Linked DNA regions of Homo sapiens: region 1 is linked to region 2. Evidence: chromatin loops called from intact Hi-C (ENCODE). Cell type or tissue: GM12878. All regions are shown on one strand. Each heading gives the region's core, and the rest is flanking DNA. Links, peaks and the distances in the headings are about the cores only.

Region 1 (8,181 bases), core at 1,796-6,795, 77 kb after region 2:
CTTTTTAAGAAGATAAATATATGGTCATTTCAAAGGCCTGAATTGTAAATAATATATGGAAAGAAACACATGGTCCTATAATCAATAATGTCATTCATTCTTTATTCTCAGCTATACTGAGAATGACCAATTAATCATGTGTATTATTACTCATTAGTCTTTTGTGATGAGGCAACCCTTAATTTTTCATTGTAATGGGATACTAGATTATTAGGAATGACAACAAACAGAGGAAGCTGGTGAGATGCTCAAATTAAACACCAATTTTCAGAGTTTTAAAAAATCCCCACTTAAATTGTCAGTTGAGTTTTTCACATGTGAAAGTAAATGAAGAAAACAAGTACTTTTCCAAACCATCTCAAATTCTTTGCTTGTAGACAAACTCACCCACAGAAGAACATTATAGTTCACATAAGTGAAAAACACAGAAGGAATTCTTCTCATTGTTTAAAGGAAGTTGTCAAGAAAAACATTGTAATATTTGAGTGTGTTAGCATGAATTATATAGCATTTGGGGATAAACAATTGAGGTAATATCTTTTTAAGTTTGTTATTTTGCCTTTCCCTGCTTACCCTAATAGAGTGGGTTAATGATGTCAACTCTGAAGAAAGCCAGAGTTAAGGCTGCCTGAAAGCACATGGCTAATGCAACCTGTAAGAGCGAGGGGGAGGGGATTTTGAGTCCACAAAATGCATCACTAACAATCACGAAACTTGCCAATTGGTTACATAATACTGAAACTTCTTCCTCTTGTTCTGTAACCTTTCCAGAGTTCAGCTCACGACTGTTGCTCAACCCAGTTTGAGTTACCAGGGCCTTTTGGTAAAGTCTGGATTTGTATCCACACCCAGCTGACTTCAAGTCCTTGCCCTATTGCTTAGGTGGCAGGAGGCTTTAGGCGAAGGATCCACACTTTCTGCAGCTCAGTTTCTTCACCTTTAAAGTGTTGTTACAAAGACGTGCGACATCTTATATGTTTCACATAAGGAACACACCTACCACATCATAGTGGCTCAGAAATTGGTTAAGTGATGGGAGAGAAGGGGAGAACTATATGCCAACTGGAGACTTTGAGACAATGTTCTTGGTCCTTTATTGTTGCCTGGTGGGATGGGATGGTTCACCAAACATGTGCCATGATAGTAATTTGCTGGACATACTGTGCATGAATCTTCAACATGAATTAGCAATTTTGAAAGAATATAATTATAATAAAATATATTCAACACCACAACTGTAAAGAACATCATTTTGGCCAGGTGTGGTGGCTCACGCCTGTAATCCCAACCCTTTGAAAGGCAGAAGCGAGCAGATCACTTCAGGTCAGCAGTTTGAGACCAGCCTGGCATATGGAGAAATTGGCTTACTAAAAATACAAAAATTAGCTGGGTGTGGTGGTGAGTGCCTGTAATCACAGCTACATGGGAGGCTGAGACAGGGGAATTGCTTGAACTTGGGAGGCAGTGGTTGCAGTGACCTGAGATGGCACCACTGTACTTCAGTCTGGATGACAGAGCAAGACTCCATCTCAAAAAAAAAAAAAAAAAAAAGGCACTTTTTTTTTCTTTTGTTCGTTCATAAAGTATTTTACTATCTTGTACAACCTTGTGGTCAATGTAATTGTAGGAGGTTTTCATTGCACTACCAAAAAATTTAGTTTAACAGAGGGTTCTGTTAATAGGATACCCAGAACAGAAGTTTGCTGTATTCAACACCGTCTACCTTCACACGCCTTGCAAGTATTGTTAACCAGCTTTATGACCAAGAGGTTTCCATAAGGCCATAATTACTTTGTCACACAACATATAAAATGCACATCTCGAGCTGATGAAAATAAGAAGTTTGATCCACTCCATAGCAAGCATTTCTAATTGCTAAATTTTTCACACATTTTTTATTACTTGGTGTATTACAGATGTGAGAAATGTCACCATCTCTGGTTCTATTAGGAGTGACATAAAGTGATGAATGCTGACTCTGTGTGTGTACATTTTAACCAGACACAAAGGGATTTAAACAGTCAAAATAGATGTCCTTCAAAGGAGTAATTTTAGAAACCAGTATCGATTCTAGAAATACTGAATTTATTTCAAATATCACTGGACTTCCCCTCTGAAACGTTTAAAACCCATGCAAGGAAATCGTATTGATCTTTTACAAATTACATCTCATTTTTGCATAAAAACAGTGCTACCCAAATAGCTCACACTTTATACTGATCAGTTTTGCTTTCATGGACTTTTGGCTACTTCTCAAAATTAAATGCACCTTCACAGCACAAAAATTTATCATCATTGGACATTGAAAAGATTCTGAAAGCAGTTACAAAAGGGGAATGTTTTTAAAAAGTTGTAAACAAAGGTAACAACATTGAGAATATGTGTATGGCCTCCCAGAGGACTGTTCTAAAGCAGTACTCTCGTTTGGGGGATACGTCGGATGGATTTCTTTTTATGAAGAGGTCATCTCAAGTATACCATCTGTTGAGCCTTCCTTATTTGTTAGACAAAAACATTTTCATCATTTCATCATTTCCTCCATTTTAGGAAGTATGACAAGCATTAGAGACTAGGATAGAGTCTTGAGAACTTGAGAAAGCTACACATTTGTATCTCAAGTTAAGAAAAAATAAAGATAAGAAACAGAAAACAGGAAAAGACAAGCACCAAAAGCAAAGTAGGCCAAAGGACTTCCTATGTTCAAATATTTCCTAGGTATTGTTTCAAATGTTCTTGTTGGTGACAATTATTATTGGGCATTTACCCTGAGCCAATCACTGTGCTTGTTACTTGATATGGTCTATCTCATATAATCCTTCTAATGAGAGCATCTAAGGCAAACGTTCTTACCAGTCCTTTATGGATGAAGAGGTGGAGGAATTTTTATGTAAATAGATGGCCTAGACAGGATTTAAACTCAATGTTTCTCTGATTCCAAAGCCAGTGCTCTCTCAAACCATACCAAGAAGCTAACAGAAACCAGCACTTCATGTAATTTTTAAGAAGACAGCAAGTTCAGATACAACTCAGACACTTCCACAGGGGATTTGGACAATCTGTTTGTCACTCTGAGCCTGTGTTATATGATTTCTGCTGATTCCATCAGGTGCCTTTTTTTCTTTTTTTTTCTTTTTTTTTTTTTTTTTTTTTTTTTTTTGGTAAGCCTTGGCCCATCTCTTAAGAGCTCAAAGAATATGCCTGGGAGCAAAGGAACCACCAGCTCAGTTAGGTTGAAACCAGTTAGCCATTGTAGTACTACTTAGTGCTGTCTTGGTTAATTGATTAACTTCCCCTTTAAAATGTGTGTGTATTTTCTACATAGGTTTTTGGTTCACATTTGTTTTTCCCAGGACCTTAATACTTTCTATGCTATGATGGTCACCATTAGAAAGTAATTGCATGCCTGATGATGGAAATAATCAACAAAGATGACCACTGATGTGTCTCTACATGTCATGATTGCCTTAGGGTTTCAATTCCTGTATTTTTTTCCCCTCTCATCCCATGCATCCCTTCCCATGCTTCCTTTGTGAATTAAGATAAAAGGAACAAGAAACCAGGAAGTCTTCCTTCCACCTGACTTCTGACTACACATAACCACACAAACAGCCTATTTTGATCAGTTTCCTCCAGTCTCCATCATAGGTGTTTGATCTATAGTTTAGATACCAAGTCCTCGATAGTAGAACTCATGTATAGCTAAGCGCTACACATAGCTCTTGATGCAATGCAAGGACTTCCAACTGACCAAGTGTAACCATGACACACTGGTCAGAAGCAAGTCAGACTCAGGTTCCAGCTCCTAGTCCTAACATTGTGATGATGTGGCTATTACTGGACATGTGCATAAACATATTGTTGGAGGTGCTGGGAATATTGGAATTAGAATGTACCTACATGACCTCAGCTTTGGGTGGTATTAAAGCTTTTTGCTTTTTGTGATAAACAATAGGAGGCTGCTTATTTCCTCTAAGAGACTTTTTTGAGGTTTTTCTGACAGTAAGGTGGCACGGGCAGGGAACTTCCTTCCAAAGCCACTTCTCAGCCTCTGTTCTATGAGTTTTCTTCCTCTTCATTCCTGTCTTCTGCCTCCGTTCCTTCTGGCTGTCCCTCCTCTAGCTCTGCTTCTAATTGCCTGAGGAGGCACTGCAGGGTCTATCCTGTGGGAATCCAGTTTGCAATGACTCTTTTGGTCTATGAAACACCTATTATCGGTTCCTCAGATTTGAATACCTAGACAGATGTATGTGCTCCCTTAAGGGACAAGTACTGTGGCATGCGGAGTGTGGTACACCAAGCCTAATCTTCTGTTCTGTGGATGTTGGTGCTCAGTTGCTAGTCTTGGTTGACTGGACAATTCCCACGTAGCTTTTGCTTAATGTCTGAATCATTGGAAGGAGAAGGACTTTGGTCTGTCTTTCTCCTTTTGTAACTTCCTCTTTTTGCACTTTATGTGAGATTACGAGTGAGTGTGATTTCAGATGAGAAACACTTAACAGTGAGTCAGGGAGATGAAATTTCACTGAGATGCGGAACACAGGAAGAGAAAATGTGTGAAAAATCACGTTGACGGGGTTGTCTTGGTAGCTAGTAAAGCAGAGAAAGGAAATTCCCGCACAGCAGGCTTTAATAAAATTGGCAGGCAGGAATGTCACACTGTGTGAGAATATTGGTGAGGAATCTAGGGATGGAGAGCAAGTAAAGGAATCATAAGGGCCTTCTTATATTGGACATTCTTTCTCTGCACCTAATTTACTCTAAACGAGTTTGCAGATGAGAATTGTTTTCCCATGAATTTGCATCAGTAGATTTAAGAGCATGGATGCGCACACCCCAACACAAGGTGTCAACCAAATATTAGGCAATGTTATGGCTTATTAACGATTTTCAATCCAAGGATAGTTAATGAAGAGTGGACATTTATGTCTGTGTATAAAAAGCAGTATATGGAAACTCAAATTCCCAGTGGAAATAAAACAAGACATCGTCATTATTTAACAAAAGAATTCACCGTGTAATTCTATATAAGACAAACGCACTCACACATTCTTTAAGGACTTTAAAAATATCCTTTGATTTCCATGCAACTTTTCTGGACTTTTTATATCTACCACATAAAGCAAGCCTGTTACCGAGATAAATGTGGAAGTTCTATGTCCTTATTGCCTGGGTCACTTTACCAATGATCCACCACTTACTTATTCGTTTTATTAAATATATTCTGTCTTAAATCTATTGATGCAAATTCATGGGAAAACACTTCTTATCTGGAAACTCATTTAGAGTAAATTCGGTGCAGAGAAAGCATGCCCAGCATCAGAAGGCCCTTATGATCCCTTTACTTACTCTCCATCGCTAGATTCCTCACCAATATTCTCACACAGTCCGATATCCCTGCCTGCCAATTTCATTAAAACCTGCTGTGCAGGAAACCTACCAGTGTGTAAGATTCTTGAGAATAGACCATTGTCTGTTTTGTTCATGTACGTATCACAAATGTTTAGAACACTTGTGGCACATAGTAGGTGCTTCATAAATATTTACTGAATAAATGAATGAATGATCTTGGGAGGTCAGGGAATGTTCGCCTCACTTGATGAGTAAACCACCCAAGCCAAAGGCGGCAGCTAACCCAGAACTCCTCCACTTAACCCCCTTTATGTCAATGGCTCTCTTTGGAGTCACTGCCAGGTTTTGTGTGTAAGGAGGCATAATGCTCCCAGGGCAGGCTGCTGGGGACCAAGCCCTGGGACACACAGAGCATCCTGAAATGCCAGAGACCGGCAGAGTCACACTGGGAATTACTTGTCTTCAATACATAAAATATTGGTGGGGATGGCAACTTTAACATTTGCCTTTTAGAAAATTCTGTTGAAGGCCCTCCCCAAGTTGAAGTTGGTGGCCTGGGAGATAGTCATCAGCTTCCAGAGAGAGGACCCAGCAACTTTTTCCTCCACCAAGTGTTTTTTAATTAGTAGTTGGCTCAGAAAAGGCAAAGCAGCTACTTCTGCTGGAGATCCAAGGCTGAAATAAATACTGCTGTTAGAAGTGGAAGGTCACTTTACAATGGTGTTGTCTATCACTCTGAGCTTCCTGCACCTCCAGGGGAGGCCATGAGCTTAGGCACAAAGTGTGGATAAACGCCTATTTTAGCTGATGATATAGATTAAGAGAGTGGAAGAAAAGAGCCTACACCCTGTGCCCCCTTTTGCACTTAGTTGTGGTGGAGAGGACGGGGAGGTGGTCAGCTCCTGCTGTTCTCAGTGGGCGCCCTCCGAGAGCAGTCCTTGTATTACCCACTTCACTGTTTTGTCCCCATCTCATTATCTGTTCTTGTTAAAATCTTTATTATTCATGGATGCAAAAAATCCCATCATTAAACCATCATAAATATTCATAACACTTTGCAATTGTGTGCATTTCATTTAGCCACTTGGCAAAACTTCTCTGAAGTACCAGAGTTTTAAGGAAATCTGGCTAATGAGACCAGAGCCCAGGAAATGCAGGATAGCCTTTCCACTTTATTTTACTTTAACCTGAAAACAAATGCAAAATATAAATAATAATTAAAAGAGAAAAACAGGGAAGGCATTTAGTGGCAAAGAAGAGCCACACATTCCTTGGCTTTGTCTTGATTGTGCTTTTGTGTCAAGCAGAAGATAAGGGTAAACACTGTGCTACAAGAGGGGGAGTCCTGAGGCTGCAATGCTAATGGATTTATCCAGGAGCCTACAAAGGCCAGATAAACCCCCTGCTTTGGTTAACAGGGTCCTCACTTCTTATGTTCTGTATAATTACTGGCATCAGGTTGGAGTTGAGATAAGCATGGCCCTTTTCTTGGACTTATTATAGCAGGCAGCCATGCCGTTTTTCGTGTCTAAGAAAGAATTATATCCATCTCTTTCTCTTCTTCTAATCCAGTTTATCTAAACTGTGCACTCTCCCATCAGTGCTGAGAGCTTTTTCTCGGAGTGAAAGAGAACCCAGCAAACTTCTGCGGCAACCAAGTGGAATTGGAATAATGTGCCTTCCCACTGCCACCCCCTCCCATCCAGGGTGCACAGATTTAAACCACCGAGACATCTTTTGTTTTGCACCACAAATTATTGCATTGAAACATTTTTTTCCTGCCTTAAAGATTATCCATATTGAAAAGGAATTTTTAAACGATATGAACTTGTGGAAGAAAATATTTATACCAATAGGAGTTGTTGCCCCTGGCCTGCACTCGTTTAGGACTCCTCCCCGCCATTACTGACAGCATTTATGCTTGATAATGAGTTGCCTTCCCTGCGTAACGGCTAACAGGTGCTGGAAAATACTGGTAACATTCAAGACTACTCAGCAAGTTCTGATTTCCCTGAGGGTTTATGCCAAGTAGAAACAAGTTACCACCAATCCAAGCATTAGACTGGCTGATGTGTACATCACTTCGTTAGGAAATGTCACATGTTAATGGGGAAGCGCGCTAGGTTCCCAAGCAGAGGACTAATTAAGGAAAGTTTTCCTTGGTCTGCTCCTGTGGACTTAGGACTTAGAAAGGTCCTTTTTTTTATTTTTCCACTATTGATCCTTGAGCTCATTTGTGGCAGTGTTTGGCATTCATCTTACCATTTGTTAGCCCTTCTCATTGATTCTCTAATCGGAATCTTACTTTTTTGTAACTCCTCCCTGTGCCAACTGAAATGAGGTATCAGTGGGGACATTTATTTTATTTTGTACCCGATCTCATCAAATTAAAAAAAGTCTGAATCTTCAAGAAAATCAAGGGAACCATTTTATATAATTATTTTGTCAATTTAGATGTGACCTTTGAAATATGGCAAAAGTCTTCAGTACGGTAATACATTGAAATTCAAAATCAGATTCTGAAATTCTAGTAGCATTAATTACTCCCTCTGTGCTTTCATCACACTTTCTTCCCAGCCCTCTTATCCTATATTTGTTTAATAGACTATTTTGCTTGCAAAGAACTGTGATTCACACAGGATGCCTCAAATAATGAGGGCTTATTTTAAGGACGCCTATGCTAATAATGGAGTCAGAATATTATGAAACTCTCAAAATAGAAGTCAAATAATGACCAGGCATTACAGTGACCAGAACTAGGAGGTTGTTCTGGGCTTAAGGAAGCAGCTCTATGGAACTGCACAATCAAAGTTAGGGCTTTGCTAGAAGAAA
Region 2 (8,181 bases), core at 1,157-6,156:
AACAGAAGTGCTTTCCACAGAGTAAAATATGCACACAGACTCCCAACACCCACCAAAGAAGGAAACACTAATTTCTGCAAGGTAAATACTTCTGTTACTGGTCAATTTTCTAGGTTTTTTTAAAAACAAAAACTGCCTTATATTCCCAGAGGTCTTTGAGTTCTGAAAGCAGCTTTGCATTAGCAATCCCATTTGATCCTCAAAATAATGTCATGCCATAGGTAAGGCAGGAGCTTTTATCACTATTTTAAAGGTGAGGAAAAATTATCCATAGGATTAGGTGGCCTGCCAGGAGGTCATACGAGGGAAGAAAAGCTGGCACTAGGCACAGAACCAGGCCCTCTGACTCCTGACATGGCACTCTTTGAACGTCATATCATGCCTCTTACCCCCAAATGGATGACGATCCTTTTGACCGTGGGTTGTGGTTTTGGCAGTTGCGCCCACCTTTGCTGTCTCAGATGCTTGCTATTCAAAATGACCACAGAAGGCTAAATCCAAAGGTGGCGATTGATAAAGAAACTGCTGAGACATCTCTCTCCTTCTAGGTTACCTCCAGTGAAGTCAAAAGTAATGTCAGACAGTGCTCAGATATCCAGTCCTTTCAAGATGTAATAATAAGCCACCTGTAAAACAAACAACTTGATGACAGTTTTCAGAGACAACAATTTCATTCTACATTACATCCTTTTTTTTTTTTTTTTTTGAGACAGAGTCTCACTCTGTTGCCCAGGCTGGAGTGCAGTGGTGCCTTCTAGGCTCACTGCAACCTCTGCCTGCTGGGTTCAAGGGATTCTCCTGCCTCAGCCTCCCCAGTAGCTGAGATTACAGGCACCTGCCACCATGCCTGGCTAATTTTTGTATTTTTAGTAAAGACAGGGTTTCACCATGTTGGCCAGGGTGGTCTCAAACTCCTGATCTCAAGAGATCTGCCCTCCTCAGGCTCCCACAGTACTGGGATTACAGGCGTGAGCCACCACTCCCGGCCTCTACATTACATTTTCTAAACTTTTTATCCACCACGTAGCTATTCTGAAGATGGTCTTAATTTCCAATGTTTATTTTACGAAAACTTAAGCTTGCTTACCCCATCTCTTTTCATACCAAAACATTTCTATAAAACTCAAGAAATCCATAACTCAGCATAATTAGTACATGGCATTCTCCCTGTTCTTTCTAAAATAACTGTCTGTACATGATAGAAGCATAAAATATTTTGGTTGTATTTTTTCAGTTCCTAGGAAAAGAATTTACAATTATAAATGGTTAACAGAAATTAATTGTATTTGGCTTGTATTTAAATCAAGCTGTTTATGCATACTCGTTATGCACCAGCACAGCTCCTTGCTTATATAGGCGTTCAATAAATATTTGTTAAATGATTGATGGAATGAATGATGCAATGCCCTGTGAGAACACAATGTCTTTGTCCTGCTGTATGAGTTTCGGTAGAAAATTAAAGTAGAGAATTACAAAGAATGGAAAGCTAGGCCTTTGAAGACAAAGATTCTAGTCATTAATACTAAATAACTAAATGACTTAGGACAAACTACTTGATTCACCAGGCCTTTAGGTTTCTTAACAACAGAATAAGAATATGGATAAGAATTGAGATGGTCTCTAAAGTGACCTTCAGCCACAAGTATTTTGTAATTCTAGATTGAAAAATATCAGCCAGAGAAAAATACCACTCTCACCAGAAAATAAGTATGAATGAAGGGTGATCCCAGACCAAGGTCTAGCTTTTTAAGTTTAAATGTGCCTGGGGGGTTTTAAGAATCTTAAAGAGTCTAACTGAAGACAATGAGACTTCCCAGAGTCTAACAGAGATTGCTTTTAGCACATTATCGTCTATTACAAGCCCTATAAAGGGACTGTAGTAGAAGGAGTTCAAAGTAGGCTCTGAGGAAAAAGGAACGGCACTGAGGAAAGCTAAAGTTTCTTCTCCTATTATTTTTTCTTTAACAAAGCAGATGAGGGAAAGAAAATACCTGTCATGAACTGTTCCGAAGTCCCCAAATTTGAAGAATGACTATTAAAAGTCTCTTGGAGCACAAAAGGAAAGAAACCTAGAGGAAATAGAATTTATGGAAAGAGAACCCGGAACAAAACTCCTAATTTCTGAAGAAATTGGCAGCTCAGACAAGAGTTTCAACCAGACACCAAAAAGGGGTCGATCTGGGATCCAAACAGGAAAGGACCGTGCTCTGCCAATGGCTACAAAGTAGCTGAAGAAAGTACCTCAGCCTCTGAGGAGAGAATAGGAACCACGTGAACAGATTGCTGAAAGGTTAGGAAGGGCTCAGAAGAGTAAGCAGTGACCACCTCAGAGCAACGAAACCTACAGTCAGCACCAGGTGAGGCTTCATCTGCCTCAGTCGATGATCCTGACACTCCAGAAGTTTCTCCTACTATCACACTTGAAATAACTAGGCAACTGTGTGTGTGTGAGAATTCTGTCGGCAGTGCTGCAGCAGGAGAATACGAAGCAGGGAAGACTGTGACTCCGAACTAAGACCTTCAAAGGAGAAATTATCTTTCTTCCCCTTCCTCCCACCACAACCCTTCTCCTTCCTTTGTTTCCTCGGGGATAGCAGAGCAAATTCCACCTAATATAACCTAACGTTTAGGCTAAAGACCTCTCAGGCCTGCCAGCAAATCCCTCAGCTCTGCCTCTGGATGGGGGTATCACATCGACCAATAAAGTTGCCCATAAAGAAAAGCATAGACCCAACCAGAACACTGACTATGCACCCATTATATGTAAAGCCAGGTTTTTTAGAAAATAAAAAGGTAGGCAAGGCATTGTAGCTGCTATAAGAGGTTTCAAATCCAGTGGAGGAGATAAAATATTGAATAAGCAAGACGAAGTAAACAATGTGCCAAATGTGAAGCTGAAACAAAAACCTAGTGCAGGAAGAGTCAAGATCCCTTCCTGTGTGGCTGATAGGGTTGGTTCACAAGAAAAAGCATCAGAGACAAACATGGAAGGACCATCTGTTTCTCTCCATCCTCTTCTACCACCCTCTTCTATGCTATACTCTTCTCTTCTCTTCTCTTCTCTTTTTCTCTTCTCTTGCCTAGAATACTAAAAATGCCCCACATTTATTTCTACCTCCTCTTACCAATTCTCTAATCAGAGGCAGAGTGACTTTTAAAAAGCAAACCTCATGCCACTCCACTGTTTTCAAATCCTTTCATTGTACTTAGAATACAATTTAAGGTTAAAGGTTTCACCTAATTTGGCCTCTCTCTACATCTGTAGCCTCATCTTAAGCCTCCCTTTCCCACTGTAGTCTCTCTCAACCTTGGTGGTCTTCATTCATTTCTTTCCATATACTTGTTTGAGGCATTTACATTGGCTATTTCCTCTGCCCTGAATGCTTCTCTCTCCCCTCCCCTTTGCTTAATTAATTCTTGCACTATCCCTCATCCAAACCCATATCCCTGTCCCGACATGCTGACATATCCCTCTCCCCTGTTCCCACTAGGTTAGTATATCTGTTGTCTGTTCCTGTGGCCCCCTGTGCTTCTCTTTCATAGCACTTATAATGGTTGATAAGTGTGTTACTTGTGGAATTCTTCAATGACAGTTGACACTCCCATATATAAGCTCCAGGCAGAGACCGTGTCTATATTCTCACCTTTGCACAACATCTAGCTCAGAGCCACAAAAAGTAGGCACTCATTAGCTACTTCTTCAATGAATAATGAATATTACAGATCAATCATCAGCTCTGTTTCAAAAGAGGGAACTGAGGCTCAGAAAGGCAAACAGACTTACTCAAAACCCCAGGTTGCTGAACCAGAAAAAATAGTCTTGTCTCCAGACTTTTAATCCCATAGTTCTCATCCAGTTCTACCACATGGCCCGAAAGCTTGTTCATGGGCCAAGTCACAGGTTCTAACTCTATTGCTGGGACAAAAGATAATTGAGAGGAGAGACAAAAGGAATTATTCATTGGGTCATATGAGCAGTTGAACATAAGTGAGAAATTGAGAAATGAAAGACTGAAACTCAAACGAAAAGTTGATGAGTGGGTGGTGTGGTTAAGGTATTGACACACAGTTGAGAGATTGATCTGGTTGACTGATCTGAGATGTACACACATACAGCACAGGAGATGAGACTCCACAAAGACAGCACATATACCTCGCCAGAACCTAATTAAGAGAAAAGAATTCAGTGGAACAAGTGAGTGTTCTGGAAAGTACAACAGGATCAAGTTTTGTTCAACTGATTTTGGATTATAAATTCCTCCTGGGGGTTGGAGGGTTGGGGGTGGGGGTAAAGGCAGAAAATAGGCAATCTATTGATGTTTTAATATTTGAGGAATTGTACTTATTAAGCAATATGTATACTATTGAGTCTAAAAATGCCAAGTTCAAAAAAAATAATAATGGAAGTATTGGAAGCCAAAGAAATGGTCTGATGAAGTGATGGGGGTTAGACATGAGAGTGGGGCTCCATGCTGGAACCACACCCTTCTGTTCAGCCAGATCACATCTTGGCCATGATCCTCCCTTTCAACCAGTGCCAGTCACAAGGAGGAGGTGTGAATCCAGGCCCAAGGCTGAAGCACAAGGTTGATGAGCCGCAAAGGGGAGGGCCGCCTCAGCCTAAGCAGGGAAGGCAAGGGCTCTTTTATATTTCCTCTGAAAGCAGCATAATGTTTTAACTCAAATGTGGAGGGCTATTAGTTTCCCAATCACCCCCCCGCAAAAAAAGGTCTCAAGTGTGGGATTCCACAAAACAGAGCTGCTTTTGAACTCCCCCGCCCTCAACATCTGCAGCCATTTTCGTCCTCCGAGCATTGCCAATTTCTGCTTTCAGGACTGATATCTCCACACACACACATGGGTTCTGGCAGCCTCTGTTCAATAGGCTGCAGGAAGCCGAGTCAGCAAGGAAAAGGGCAAGGGATTCTCTGCACATGGCTCTAACTTTAGTTTGTCACTAAATCTCTGCCTATAGAAAAACTTTAGAATATACAAAGTGCATTGAGGCGGTTGTGTGAAAATGCCTCCAGGCTTATATAAGGGTAATTAAATATATATACATACACTCTCAGAGTAGTCCGGGTAATATTACTTTCAGATTTTAGAAGAGTGATAACACATTTTTAAATTAATTTTTACACAGAGAAGACTCCTCAGTGTGGCACAGTGGAAAGAGTGCAGGCTTTGGGCTCACACCAGGCTTTGAATCCTGACTGGGTAAGCATGAAAAAGTTGCTAACCCACTCTGTGGCTCAGTTTTCCTGCTTTTCCTACTATAAAAGAATTGTAGCAACCACTTTGGAGATGTGGAGAATTGGAGATAATATCTGAAAGCACATATGCAAAGCTTAGAATGTAACAGGCACTCATTAAATGGCAGCTACATTCACACATAATGATGAAAGAAAACAAGGCAGTATTTTTCTTTGTCTGTGTTATTAACAATCATTAATGAGATTGTAAAACTTGAGTTGGTAAAAGTCAACTCAGCCCCAGTATACTGAGTGAGTCACTGACAAGCCATTCTTCATCAGGTTCCTGATTCTAATTATTAAGTATTTCCTCAATATGCTTTCATTCACACGGGGGGGCGGGGGGCAGTGAGGAGGGGCTTCCTATCCTTAAAAAAAAAATTGTAGGAGGTTGTCTATGGTATGATCTCAGTCACAGCACAGGTAAGCACTCCTTAAAGTTCTTGCATCATCACCTGACTTCCTCAGCCTACCTGCTTGCATTTACAGTTGCTTAAAAATCTAGTTCAGAAGAGGAAAGTATTAATAGTTTAAGCCTTCCGATCCAGTTTAGTTACCGACAGTTGCATAACATTAGCTATCGCTTCTCTGAAAAGGAGTCCCCAAATTGCGTCTCCCTTCAAAGTGGTGCCACATAGCTTCAGCTTCCCAAGAGACAACCCTTTCAGCCCACCTTGTAGGCTTTTAGCCTTACGCAACTAATGGAAACTTACAAAGTACTTAGAAACTATACAATTCCATGAACAGTCTACAGTACCTGGGGTATCCAATCTTTTGGCTTCCCTGAGCCACATTGCAAGAGGAAGAATTGTCTTGGGCCACACATAAAATACACTAATACTAACGATAGCTGATGAGCTAAAAAGATAAAAATAAATTGCAAAAAACAACTCATAATGTATTTAGACAGTTTACAAATAGAAAATCTCAGAATGTTTTAAGAAAGTTTACAAATTTGTGTTGGGCTGCATTCAAAGCCATCCTGGGCCGCATGCAGCCCATGGGCTGCAGGTTGGACAAGCTTGAGCTATACATTGCAGTGATTTTATTAAAGAGTTGCCAGTCCCCCACTTCAGTCACAGATTTACTCATTTTTTGTGAACACACGGTGATCATCCCTCCTCGCAACTCTCCCCATGGTCTTCCAATTTGAATGCCTTTTCTTATCCTTTCTCCACATCAATCCCTAAACCCGAACTGACTCCCAAGAGTCCACTCCATTAACAACGGCCTCCAAGACTTTGCTGCCACTCCAAGCCTCCTGTGAACTCATTCAAAAGTATTTCTTGAATACCTCCAACATGCCAGGCCAGGCCCACAGCATTCACTGGCTGCCACTCTTGTTTGACATTTAATTATCTACCGCTTTGGAACACTTCTTCTGTCATTATTTAACTCCAGTTATCTAAAGGGTCACTGTGTCTCTTGTCAATTTGTTAAATTTTAAATATACTTCCATTTCCCATAATCCCAGAATAGTTCAATATCAAAAAGAAGATCCTTATTAAGATTTTGAATTAAAAAAATGAACTTACCAGCAGATACTACTGCAGTAAGCCATTATTTATTCTTTTGCACAAATAAATTTTGCATGCTTTATTCATTATGGTTTTCACCAAGCAGGGTAAAAGATTCAGAACTAGCATGGTTGTGATGGATTGGATAATAAAAATGTGGTACATACACACCATAGAATACTACTCAGCCATGAAAAAGAACAAGATCGTATCTTTTGCAGCAACATGGACGCAACTGGAGGCTATAATCCTAAGCAAATTAATGCAAAAACAGAAAACCAAGTACCACATGTTCTCACTTATAAGTGGGAGCTAAACATTGGGTACTTATAGACATAAAGATGAGAACAATAGACCCTGTGGACTACTAGACAGGTCAGTGAGGGCAGGGTGTGGGTTTAAAAACCACCAAAATTACCTGTTGGGTACTATGCTCACTATCTAGGTGGTGGGATCCATACCCCAAACCTCAGCATCACACAATATAGCCATGTAACAAACCTGCACATGTGCCCTCTGTATCTAAAAGTTGAAATTGTCCTAAAAAGTGAAAAATTTAAATTGTGTGTTTTTTTGAGACGGAGTCTCGCTCTGTCGCCCAGGCTAGAGTGCAGTGGTGCAATCTCGGCTCACTGCAACCTACGCCTCCCTGGTTCAAGCGATTCTCCTGCCTCAGCCTCCCGAGTAGCTGGGACTACAGGCGCCAGCCACCACACCTGGCTAATATTTTGTATTTTTAGTAGAGATGGGGTGTCACCGTGTTAGCCAGGATGGTCTCAATCTCCTGACCTTGCGATCCACCCGCCTCGGCCTCCCAAAGTGCTGGGATTACAGGCGAGAGCCACCGCGCCAGGCCTTAAAAAATTTTTAAAAGAAAAAAGAACAAGAGTGGTTTGAAGCTGAATACTTTTTTTGCCTAGCCTCACTCTGACTCCTGCCGATGCTGGCTCCACATCTTCTCATCCCCTCAGCCAGGTGAGCCTCACATTTGTCATGTATGTCAAGTTCCTTTCACTTGAGAAATTTCTACAATCTGTTCTCCACTCTTGCAAATGTTTAAAGTAAAGCATTTTAAAGTATTTATGCTTTCCGTTTATTCTGGCTTAACAGAGGTTTTGTATTAAAATTAGAGATATGATTTGAGACTCTATATAAATAAAATTGGAATCTTTCCACGTAGACAAAGGGGAAACTAAGAATGTCTATGGAGTGAACAACATAAATCCATGAGCAAGGAGGTTGGGGTCTCACAAACAGGAACAGAACTGTGAAGGAGCTTCATATAAACATCTTCACATACTTACGAAGGTGAACCAAGAGGCAACTTGGCTTCTCTTCTTTTCAAAAAAAAAAAAAAAGTTTCTAAAAAATGGAGTTGTTTATAGTCATTCAAAACTCCATATCCATAAAAC

The links. A loop is a pair of places that touch in the nucleus more often than their neighbours do. Peaks named below come from ENCODE experiments on the same cell type or tissue, not always from the same donor. Only the 100,000 strongest peaks of a DNase experiment are listed, where the experiment ranks them.
Region 1: a loop joins it to region 2, with 3 times the contacts of the local background. A loop is called at or near these places in 2 of 110 quality-filtered maps.

What each region holds. Positions count from the first base shown.
Region 1 is chr5:107,361,421-107,369,601 of GRCh38, forward strand. No RefSeq gene overlaps it. Among named protein-coding and RNA genes, the nearest start is that of EFNA5, 310 kb to the right of the region's middle. In GM12878, for the core only: no CTCF peak of the experiment used is centred there; DNase peaks (open chromatin) are centred at 3,276, 3,703 and 4,391; H3K4me3 peaks cover 497 bases; H3K27ac peaks cover 1,333 bases.
Region 2 is chr5:107,285,505-107,293,685 of GRCh38, forward strand. No RefSeq gene overlaps it. Among named protein-coding and RNA genes, the nearest start is that of LINC01950, 280 kb to the left of the region's middle. RefSeq lists an enhancer at 1-893. In GM12878, for the core only: no CTCF peak of the experiment used is centred there; a DNase peak (open chromatin) is centred at 4,027; H3K27ac peaks cover 483 bases; H3K27me3 peaks cover 175 bases.